3 separate regions of the Homo sapiens genome follow, and regions 1 and 2 are each linked to region 3. Evidence: chromatin contacts called from ENCODE Hi-C or POLR2A ChIA-PET data. All regions are on one chromosome and are shown on one strand. The core of a region is the stretch at or near the end of the contact, and the rest is flanking DNA. Distances in the headings are between cores, read along the strand shown.

Region 1 (3,371 bases), core at 172-2,671, 260 kb before region 3:
CCATCCCATGTGACGTGGTTTGGCTGTGTCCCCACCCAAATCTCATCTTGAATTGTAGTTCCCATAATCCCCACATGTTGTGGGAGGGACCCCGTGGCAGGTAATTGAAGCATGGGGGGCGGTTACCTCCATGTTGTTCTTGTGATATTGAGTGAGTTCTCATGAGATCTGACGGTTTTTTAAGGGGCTTTTTCCCTCTTTGCTTGGCACTTCCTCCTTCCTGCTGCCGTGTGAAGAGGGACATGTTTGCTTCCCCTTCAGCCATAATTTTAAGTTTTCTGAGGCCTCCCTAGCCCTGAGAAACTGTGAGTCAATTAAACCTCTTTTCTTTATAAATTATCCTGTCTTGGGCAGTTCTTTATGGCACTGTAAGAACTAATACACCATGCAAGTCAGGCTGTATTCTCTCTGCCTCCTTCCTGTCCCCTACCTCCTCTGAGCAAGTAGGTCTACCACCCTGCCAGTCTCAGCTCAGATGTCACTTTGTCTGGGAGGCCACAGTGCCCTGAACACTTTCCACTGTTGTGGTACAGCTATTTCTTTAATGTCTACTTCTCCCATGAACATAAACCCTAGGACATAGGTGTTTCATCTGTTTTAGTCACCTTATGCTCTCACCACCAATCACAGTGCCTAACCCAGAGAAATTCAATAATAGTTTTTATAATTCATTATATAAGACCTAGCAGAGGCATCTCTCCAGGGTAAGGACACCAGGGGAAGCTTGAGGAGCTGATGCCAATGTCAAAGTCACAGACACAAAGAACCAGCAAGACAAGAAGGAAACCAAATAAAAACCATCAGCCTCCCAGAAAGAGAGCTCCTCCTTGGTTTCCTCTTAAGATTACCTTCTGTAAATTACTTAGGCTCCTTACCTACACAATTAGGAGAGGTGGAGTAAACTCAGTCAGTATATGCTTAACTCTGAGTGGTCTATGCTGGGCTGTCCAAGCCTGTGCCATGCTCACTGGCCCCTCCTGAGGGACACAGCCTTGCAGAGGGGGCTTCCCTAGATAGCATGTGACGACCCACCCACCCTGGCAGTCTTTCATAGGCAGGTCAGCAACAAAAAAGTCGTTGCAATAACTGAGCTAGGATCATCAGACACACTCATGTTCTGGTATCTGGCCTTATCCAGTCTGATGTCAATTTAAAAAGAAAAAATCATGGAAGAAACAGAAGCTGATTGCTTACAATAAAGGGCTACCACTAATTATATTCTCAGGGTATTATCAAACAGAGCTTGAAAAAAAAACTGAAATGTTTGATAAGATGTAGAAGGGGTCATGGCAAGCCAAACCCCTGGGCAAAGCCACGTTATCGGGGAAGAGCAACTATGAAGAAGCAGAGGACACTGGCCAGGAGAGCAGTGAGACACGCAGGGAGAATCCCCGGCCGCTGGAGGCGCTCAGCATGGCTCACGGCAGGGAGGGAGGGCACAGCTGCTGCAGTTACTGATGCTCTCCCCCTTCTAGCCACACACAGCCACTTGGGGAAACAGGTTTTGTTTTGTTTTCTTCCCCTGAGGAAATATCCCTTTCTGTTAACAGAGCCCAACTTCAACCTGCCTGTGTGGCTTGGACTCACCAAGCTGTGGTTCAGCAGAGTCTCGGCCCTAAAATGGCATCTGTGCTCACGAATCAGGCAAAGGTCAGGTGGTGGCCTAGGGCCCCAGGGCTTTCCCACTGGCACACACACGTGCACCTCCTGGATCCCTTTGAGATGAGAGAGGTGCAGGCGATGAAAATCAGGCTCGGCAACCTCTGCTGCTCCACCACCTACACACATGTGGGATGGAAGCACCGCTTCTGCCCCACCGTTAAGCCTCACTAACGGGGACACAGTGCAGGCTGAGTGAAGGAAGAAATGGAAAAAAAATTCTAAACATTTAATAATCAATCACTTAGGTAACTAGTATTTGATATTTAAAATGAGAGGGATCTTGAAATTCTATTGTTCGGAGAAAAACTGATAACAGGAAAATAAATGATGCATGAGGATATGTGAGATCAGGCCTACTTAACTACATTTTTACCTTCAAATGAATAAATGTGAAGAAATTAAAGAACAGGAAAGGCATGGGAAAGATCTTAGTATCTTCCGAGGTTTGGGTAAAACAACAACTACAACAAAAAAACCCCATAATTAACAGTTAAACTAAAAGCTTGTTTTCAAATAAATGTAAAGTGGGCTCATTAAATCATCCCAAGCTGCAATTTGAAACGGAAGTAATTTACCCCTCACAGCTGTCACATGATTAAGAAATACTAAATGTATAAAAATAAAAATGAAACCTTTTGTCCTCATTATATTCAATGATTTCATGTTTTCTTTTTCAGAATAAATAAAAGACAATATCCTAACATACAGCATAACTCTTTAGAGTTAAGAACTTGTTTTTGTTTATTTGCTTTCTAGGTCTCGCTGCCTTCTAACAACCACACTCTAAAATTTCTGGGGCTGCCAGATACTCTTTCCCCCTTACCTGGGCACTAGAACAAGAATGTTCTCACAAAACTGCACAGTTATCAATGTCATAAACTTAACATTGATAGAATACTTTTATGTGAGCTACCATCTGTATTCCAATCTCGTAAACTGCTCCAAACATGTCTCTGACAGCATCCAATCCTGGTTTTAGATACTGAAGTCCTCAATAGCTATCTTCTTGCTTCCCAGAATGCCCCACTCCATCAGTGATTTGACTTCTGTACCTTTACCAGGCCTCTTGGCTCAATGATGCTTATGTGGAAAACATTTACATAACAGCTTTTACAGAGAGTGCACCTACTTTGGCTGTAATACAGATATAGATTTTTTTTTCTTGCAGCTGATTCAAACATTTCAAATTTTTTTTCAAGCTGCATTTGAGGATGTCCTGAGAACATAATTAGTAGTGGCCCTGTTTACAAGTAACCATTTTGCCCTCAAGCTTTTCTACCTCCCTAATTTTACCTTTCAAAATAAAAAGGAATCTCAGAAGCAGAGGAAAAAAGCATAAATTCTGTCTAAGTCCCTGTAATTCTCTGAATTTGCTCACTGGACATGATTTACAATGCTAGTCTTTGAGCAGTTGTGTCTTAATTAATGCCTTTAGGATTTGGGGGTATAAATATGATTCTGACATTTTAACCATAGTTGTAAAAAAATTCGGAGTGGTCAGATTCACTGCCTTAGTGAAGCCAGGGCATTACCGTGTCTAATGTCAATAACTAGTAGCTTGCTTAATGTTTATGGAAAACGCTGCAACAAGTTGGGCATATGAGGCCCAATGGATTCAGAAGGATGAAGCAAATCAAAGCACTGGACTTGGCTTTATCCTTCATGGCCAAGACTCTGCTGGAATTTAGAAATTCTTTTCACATAATCTG
Region 2 (3,360 bases), core at 636-3,135, 300 kb before region 3:
AAATTATACCAATACCACCATCACCACCACTAATTGCAGTAGGCAACAATGTACAACTATGTGCCAGGCACAATAATAAGCTCTTTGCATGTATTATTTTATTACATCCTCTTAGCAACCTTACATCTAGGCACTTTTCATTCCATTCATTCATAAGTATATTGTGCACCTTCTTTGTATTAGTTAAGTGTGCTAGTTGCTAAGGATAGGATGGTGAGCCAGGCAGACATAGTCTACATGGTGATGGTGCATGGAGTTTAGCAGTAAAAGGTTAGAAATTAGCCAAACGGGTCAGGTGCAGTGGCTCACACCTGTAATCTCTGCACTTTGGAAGGCTGAGGTGAAAGGATTGTTTGAGGCCAGGAGTTTAAGACCAGCCTAAACAATAGTGAGACCCCTGTCTCTATTAAAAAAAAAAGAAAAGAAAAGAAATTAGCTAAATAATCTCACTAGTAATTATATGTAGGTAGTTAATTATACACTGTGCTCATGTATGTAACTTTTTTTTTTTTTAAGAGATCACTCAGGCTGCAGTGCAATGGCTTGATCAAGGCTCACTGCAGCCTTGAACCTCTGGCTCAGCCTTCAGAGTAGCTAGGACTACAGGTGCATGCCACCATGACTGGCTAGTTGATTATTATTATTATTATTATTGTATTTTTAGAGATGGGATCTCACTACGTTGCCCAGGCTAGTTGGCCAGCTCCTGGCCTCAAGCAATACTCCTGCCTCAGCCTCCCAAAGCACTGTGATTACAGGCATGAGACACTGTGCCCTGCACATGTATGACACTATTATTCATTGAGCACCTATTGTATACCAGGCTGTGGGCATACAACAAGACTACTGCTATTGTCTCTAGGTTCCAGAGAAGGAAGCTGAGTAAGTTTCAGTAAATAACCCAACAACTTGCACACTTAAAATACGAGTCCTTACTCACTGTGCTGGTAGAAGAATGACTCAGTGCATGTCGGAAGGAGCAGAGAATAGACCATCAGTGGGTCACTGCCTTAGTTATCATTAGAGGTGGCTAAAGCAGAGTGTGCTATGGGTTCTCACTGGGCAATTGGGAGCCATTATCCTCATGAATGAGGCAATGACTGGATTTCCTCCTTGGATATTCAGAAGTTGGGAATACGGAGAAAGGTATATAGCATGATTTCTGTGTTGAAAGTGAACAGCATGTCCAGTAAAATATGTGTTTTAAATTACCCCTGAGCTGTTTTTTAAATTATAACCAATGAAGAAAACTGTCCAAAGGAAGCGTTTCCCATGACCTTCCCTTTGGAAATAACCCAGGTTTTCTAGTCCTTAGTTTAACGAAGGTATTTTCAGGAGAAGGAAGTTGTGGGGAGAGAGCAGGGCAGGAAGAAGAGGAAATTTTTATAGATAAAGTTGATTTTTAATGAGCTTCTTTTAGCCTAGTTACCTCCCTTGTCATCATAGTATGTGCTTGTTTGCTGTTGAACAGCGCAGAGTGATGTTGGTCTGAGGAGTGACATCAGAGTCTCTCACTGGCCCTGTTTCTCCTGGCCCTATGGTCCTCTCTGCAGTTACAGGGTCTCTGGAAAGGCTGGAGGAGTCGACACTTGTCCCATCCATTGCATCACAAACTGAGTAATGGCCATGACAGTGTGCATGGTAAATATATGATGCTTTGTTTCTTTTCAGGAAGTGGAAAATAAAGTGCCACAGATGAGGTGGAGGCAGATGTGGCCACTTCCTTATTGCAGAGACGGGGTTGTATGAAGAATGAGTGTTGTATATAATGTGTGACTTCTCTGTGGCTTCCACCTGCTCAGCCCCCTGAGTGGGATAACCCAAGAGGCAACAGGTTACTTAGACATGCCCATTGCCTGGAACACTCTGGGAACTTCAGTACAAGTCGATAGAGGAGAGTGAAGGAACAACATGGAGATCATTTAAAAACTCATTTATGTCAAAAATTCACTTAGGACCTGTCTGTGTTTCTGATTCCTCTTTCTTATTTCATTTGCATGGGAAGTGACCTCAGATCAAATAACTGAGTGAGAAAAACAAATTAAATCAAAGCACCCAGGAAAGGGACATTTCATTCAAACAACTTTTTTGGGCATCTACTATGTGCTGGGAAGCAGCCTATAAAAAATACTTGCATTTGATTCCTATCCTCCTGCTCCCCACCCCTCCTATCCTCCGCTTCTAGGGTAGGAAAGTTCTGCCTAGCTCAGGTAACTATCCCCTGGGGGCCATGTTGTTTTTCATTGTGTAGTTTATTGGGAATCAGAATTTTTAAGTGCCAGAAGGGATGTCAAAGATTACCTAGTCTCATTCCCTCATTTTACACTTAATTTTATGAAGCTCACCAAAGTGATATGCTCAAATTATTTCACAGCTGTTACAGCATAAATGTGACTCAATTCACATTCTTTTTGCAAAATGCCTGTATAAAATAACAAAATGAAATCTATCCTTCACTGTCAACTACATTGTTCTAGTTATCTATTGCTGTGTCACAAGAAGCCACCCTAAACTTAGTGACTTGAACCAATTTATTATTCTCTTATGGTTCCATGGGATAGCGGGGCAGTTCTTGCTTGAGGTCTCTCCTGTGGTTGCTGTCAGATGGACAGATGCTCGGAGTCATCTGAAGGCCCAAGGGGGCTGGATGTCCAAGTTGGCTTCTTCCCGCACAGGGCTGGCAGGTGATGCTAGCTGTCATCTAGGTGCTCAGCTGGGCTTGGTATTGGATTGTCTTGAAGGTCCCTTCTGTTCTATCAACTTGGGAAAGTTATTCCCTTTCGAGAACCTCACTTCATGAGAATGTGTTGGGTTGCAAGGAAGCGACTCATTTAAGTTACCTCTGACTTATGTTAATTACACATAAATGTGAGCTCTATAAATCTGGTCAACTAGATTCCAGAAAATCGTATTTAAAACCTTCCTTGGTTCTTTCCTGAGTGTTTGCTTTTTCTTCTTTTTTTTTTTAGAGACAGGGTCTTGCTCTGCTTCCCAGGCTGAAGTGCAGTGGCACAATCATAGCTCACTGCAGCCTCAATCTCCTGTGCTCAAGCCATCCTCCTGCCTCAGCCTCCCAAGTAGCTAGGACTACAGGTGTGCATCACCACACCCAGCTAATTTTTACATTTTTTGTAGAAACAGGGTCTTGCTATGTTGACATTGCTGGTCTCAGACTCCTAGCCTCAAGCAATCCTCCTGCCTCAGCCTCCCAAAGTGCTGGGATTACAGGTGGGAGTCCCTGTGCCCAGGCCTCTCTTTTCTTTTGACCACTTTCACCTTTTTTCTATTTCAGAGCAACTGCTCATATATAACATCAGCATGCTGTGATCCTTCCTCGTGGCTTCGTTCCCTGTGCATCCT
Region 3 (3,380 bases), core at 628-3,127:
CAGTGGAGGACATTTCTAATTCACTTTCTTATAGGCTTCTTCTATAATGAATTATGAATTTAAAATTTATAAATATTTCACAATTCTTTTTGAATAAATTTATATTTTTAACTTTTTAACTATAAAATATAAATTTTTAAATTTATATTTTTAACTATTATTGCCACTTACAAGCAATCCTTACAAGAGTAAGGACTGCTTACTCTTGAAGCAATCTTTCTTTCAATTTCCTTTAAAATTGCTTCTTTTCTGAATCCAGAGGATGAGAAACATCATAATTTTATATGCTTTAATGGTATCTTATTTTAGTCTTTGTCTTCCTGGGTTGAAGCATTCTAATTTCAAAAGCCTTGCCCCATTCAAGAATATTCCTCAGTGACAAATTCAGGAGGTGTTCTTTCTCTTTCTCTTTTTTTTTTTTTTTTTTTGACCTTGTCTGTGTATGGTGTTCCAGGTACATCCACAGTAGTCTTTGGTACAAGAATAGATAATGTTTCTGATTTCTTTCCAGTTCTCTTCTTGATACTGTTCTGTAATTTTGGCCCTTTGGCCACAGAAACACTTTGGGAAGAGGGTTAAAGCAACCTTCTAAAACTGTAGGTGAGAAACACTAAGAGAAGCATTTAAAAACTATCAGAGAACGTTAACTGGTATTATTAGGTTGGTGCAAAAGTAACTGCGGTTTTTGCCATTAAGAGTAATGGCAAATTAATTTAGAATTAGTCAACACTAAAAAAATCTAATTGTACATTTATCTTACAGTAGTAATCTCTTAAAAATATGACATCGAATTCAATTAAAAATTAATTTAAGAGTGTCTTCATTCAATCTTCTCTAAGTTTCCACCAGCGTTTTCCAAATGTAGGTATAATAACAAATCTGTGGTGTAACCTCCACCTTCCAAGGAGAATGAGAAAACAAGACTAAATAGTGATTTTCCTTTCCTAGCACTACATGTATTCATCTCTAAAGAAGTGCCTTTATTCTGATAGTCTGTCAGATTATTTCTAATGTATATGTGTGTTAAAACCTACTTTCTTTTTTTTTTTTTTTTTTTTTTTTTTTTTGAGACGGAGTCTCGCTCAGTCGCCCAGGCTGGAGTGCAGTGGCGTGATCTCGGCTCACTGCAAGCTCCGCCTCCCGGGTTCACGCCATTCTCCTGTCTCAGCCTCTGCAGCAGCTGGGAGTACAGGTGCCTGCCACCACGCTCGGCTAATATTTTTGTATTTTTAGTAGAGACGGGGTTTCACTGTGTTAGCCAGGATGGTCTCGATCTCCTGACCTCGTGATCCGCCCGCCTCGCACTCCTAAAGTGCTGAGATGACAGGTGTGAGCCACCGCGCCCGGCCGTTAAAAGCTACTTTCTTTTAGAACAGTGTTAGAACAATTGTCAAAATTTTAATATGGGTTTATATTAAATACCATATATCAACATTAACTTTCCCGAATTGAAGATGGTATCATGGTTATACAAGATAATTTTTTTCTTAGGAAATATATACATAAATTACACACAATTATACAAATTTTTTTCTAAGAAAAAATTTCTCCTTATAAATCATATATAAGTACATAAATATATACACTAAGTGAAAGGTATGATATCTGCAACTTCTGTGTGACTTCTGTGAATCTCAGTTTCCTTATCCATTAAACGAGTAGAATAATACTGCCTATCTCCTAGGTTTGTTACAGTAATTTTACGGGACAGTGTATGTAGAGTTAGTATGCAGCAAAGCGTCAGATTAGCACATAGAAATGCCTATCATTCATATTCATTGTCACTTCTGGCTGTGACTCAGCTTTCAGTTTTCTTGTGGCGAAAGTGAAAAGGGAAAGGGAAACATGATCGTTGAGAAAGTTCATTGTGGTTTTAAGACAAAAATGAAAGTATGCATTAACGAAAAACAAAGCTCTGCCGTGCTCAGGTGTTAAAGTGTCTGAAGAGCAGAGCAAAGATAGAGCCTCCGGAAACATCCATGCAATCAACAGGAACTTGGTAAAATCCAAACATAGTCATAAAGAACTTGCTTCATTTCGTCTTTTTGTATGGAAGAAGAAAACAGGACTAATTCTGACAAGGGTTTCTGCAAAGAGGCATCTGTACTTACTATAAAAAGTATGACTCAGAGTTATAGATATACCTGGAACATAGTTGGCACCCAAACTGAAAGATGAAAAGAATGGGCTGGGCGCGGTGGCTCACGCCTGTAATTCCAGCACTTTGGGAGGCCGAGGCAGGTGGATCACGAGGTCAGGAGTTCAAGACTAGCCTGGCCAAGATGGTGAAACCCCGTCTCTCCAAAAAAAAAAAAAAAAAAAAAAAAAAAAACAAAAAATTAGCCGGGCGTGGTGGCACGCGCCTGTAATCCCAGCTACTCCGGAGGCTGAGGCAGAGAATTGCTTTAACCTGGAGGGGCAGAGGTTGCAGTGAGCCGAGATCGTGCCACTGCACTCCAGCCTGGGTGACAGAGTGAGACTCCATCTCAAACAAACAAACAAACAAACAAAAACAAAAAGAAAAGAATGTAATACTTCCCAACTACAGGTGCCTTGTGAAAGAACAGTATGATATTTATACGAGGGAATGTCTTTGAATTTATTTTTGTGTTGTTTGCCACATAAATACACTGGAATACCAGCCTTATTCAAGGCATGGTAAGAAGCTAGTCTGAAATGGAGCCCACAGCAAGACTCATTTTGCAGCGTGGGAGTAGTAGGAGAAACCACATTTCTTTTCCAAGGCCTGCTACTCCCTAGCTTCTGACTCTGAGAAGTGCACTGAAATGCAGCGGCAGAATCTGATTGAGTCAGGAGAATAGGGACTGGAGGCAGCGAAACTAAGGACGATTTGTACTGACTTCCTAGAACTGAATGGAAAGGAAAACCTCGCCTTTCCACACCCAAGTAACAAAAGGATCCGAGGCTACTCCCTTTGTATGGTGAGGCAGATGAATAATGGAAAGTACTTCTGATTGGTCCCCTCCTGCAACCAATCAAATGTTTGCATAGGATGTCACTTTGTAACTTCACTTCAGCCTCTGATTGGTCGCCTCCTGCAAGCAATCAGAGTGGTCCTGGGCCAAGTCCTCATTTACACAGGGTGTACCCAAATAACTAATGGGAAACCTCCATAGGGTATTTAAACCCCAGAAAACTCTGTAACTAGGGCTCTTGAACCGCTTACGGGAGCTGGCTCCTACTCTGTAGAGTGTACTTTCGTTTCAATAAATCTGCTTTCGTTGCTTCATTCTTTTGTTGCTTTGTTTGTGCGTTTTGTCCAATTCTTTATTCAAAATGCCAAGACCCTGGACAACTTCGTGGTCAAGACCCTTCACTGGTAACAAGATGACTTCTATAGTCCCTTCTAACTCAAGTAT

The links. Hi-C counts contacts between places; a loop is a spot of excess contacts on that map. ChIA-PET counts read pairs that join two places held with the same protein, here RNA polymerase II (POLR2A). Pooled maps may share reads with other maps.
Region 1: a map with no recorded cell type shows a loop between it and region 3 (2.7-fold over the local background). The contact joins two enhancer-like sites. A Hi-C loop is called at or near these places in 3 of 168 maps with a recorded cell type or tissue (CD4-positive, alpha-beta T cell, HepG2 and head of caudate nucleus), 1 of 37 single-sample maps with no recorded cell type and 3 of 50 pooled maps.
Region 2: a loop to region 3 is called in a map of K562, with 3 times the contacts of the local background. The contact joins two enhancer-like sites. A Hi-C loop is called at or near these places in 1 of 168 maps with a recorded cell type or tissue (K562), 1 of 37 single-sample maps with no recorded cell type and 12 of 50 pooled maps. POLR2A ChIA-PET finds 5 or more read pairs at or near these places in 2 of 52 experiments (activated CD4-positive, alpha-beta T cell and activated T-cell).

The regions. Positions count from the first base shown.
Region 1 is chr18:35,121,086-35,124,456 of GRCh38, reverse strand. The region is part of intron 4 of MAPRE2 (microtubule associated protein RP/EB family member 2); the gene reads right to left. Among named protein-coding and RNA genes, the nearest start is that of MAPRE2, 81 kb to the right of the region's middle. Within about 2 kb of position 1,421, at least 6 of the 41 ENCODE cell types and tissues checked have a DNase peak (open chromatin) inside an H3K27ac peak, as active enhancers do.
Region 2 is chr18:35,157,561-35,160,920 of GRCh38, reverse strand. No RefSeq gene overlaps it. Among named protein-coding and RNA genes, the nearest start is that of ZNF397, 82 kb to the left of the region's middle. Within about 2 kb of position 1,885, at least 5 of the 41 ENCODE cell types and tissues checked have a DNase peak (open chromatin) inside an H3K27ac peak, as active enhancers do.
Region 3 is chr18:34,859,173-34,862,552 of GRCh38, reverse strand. All of the region lies in intron 16 of DTNA (dystrobrevin alpha), which reads right to left. Among named protein-coding and RNA genes, the nearest start is that of DTNA-AS1, 93 kb to the right of the region's middle. RefSeq lists enhancers at 1,772-1,901, 1,912-2,011 and a silencer at 2,614-2,908. Within about 2 kb of position 1,877, at least 6 of the 41 ENCODE cell types and tissues checked have a DNase peak (open chromatin) inside an H3K27ac peak, as active enhancers do.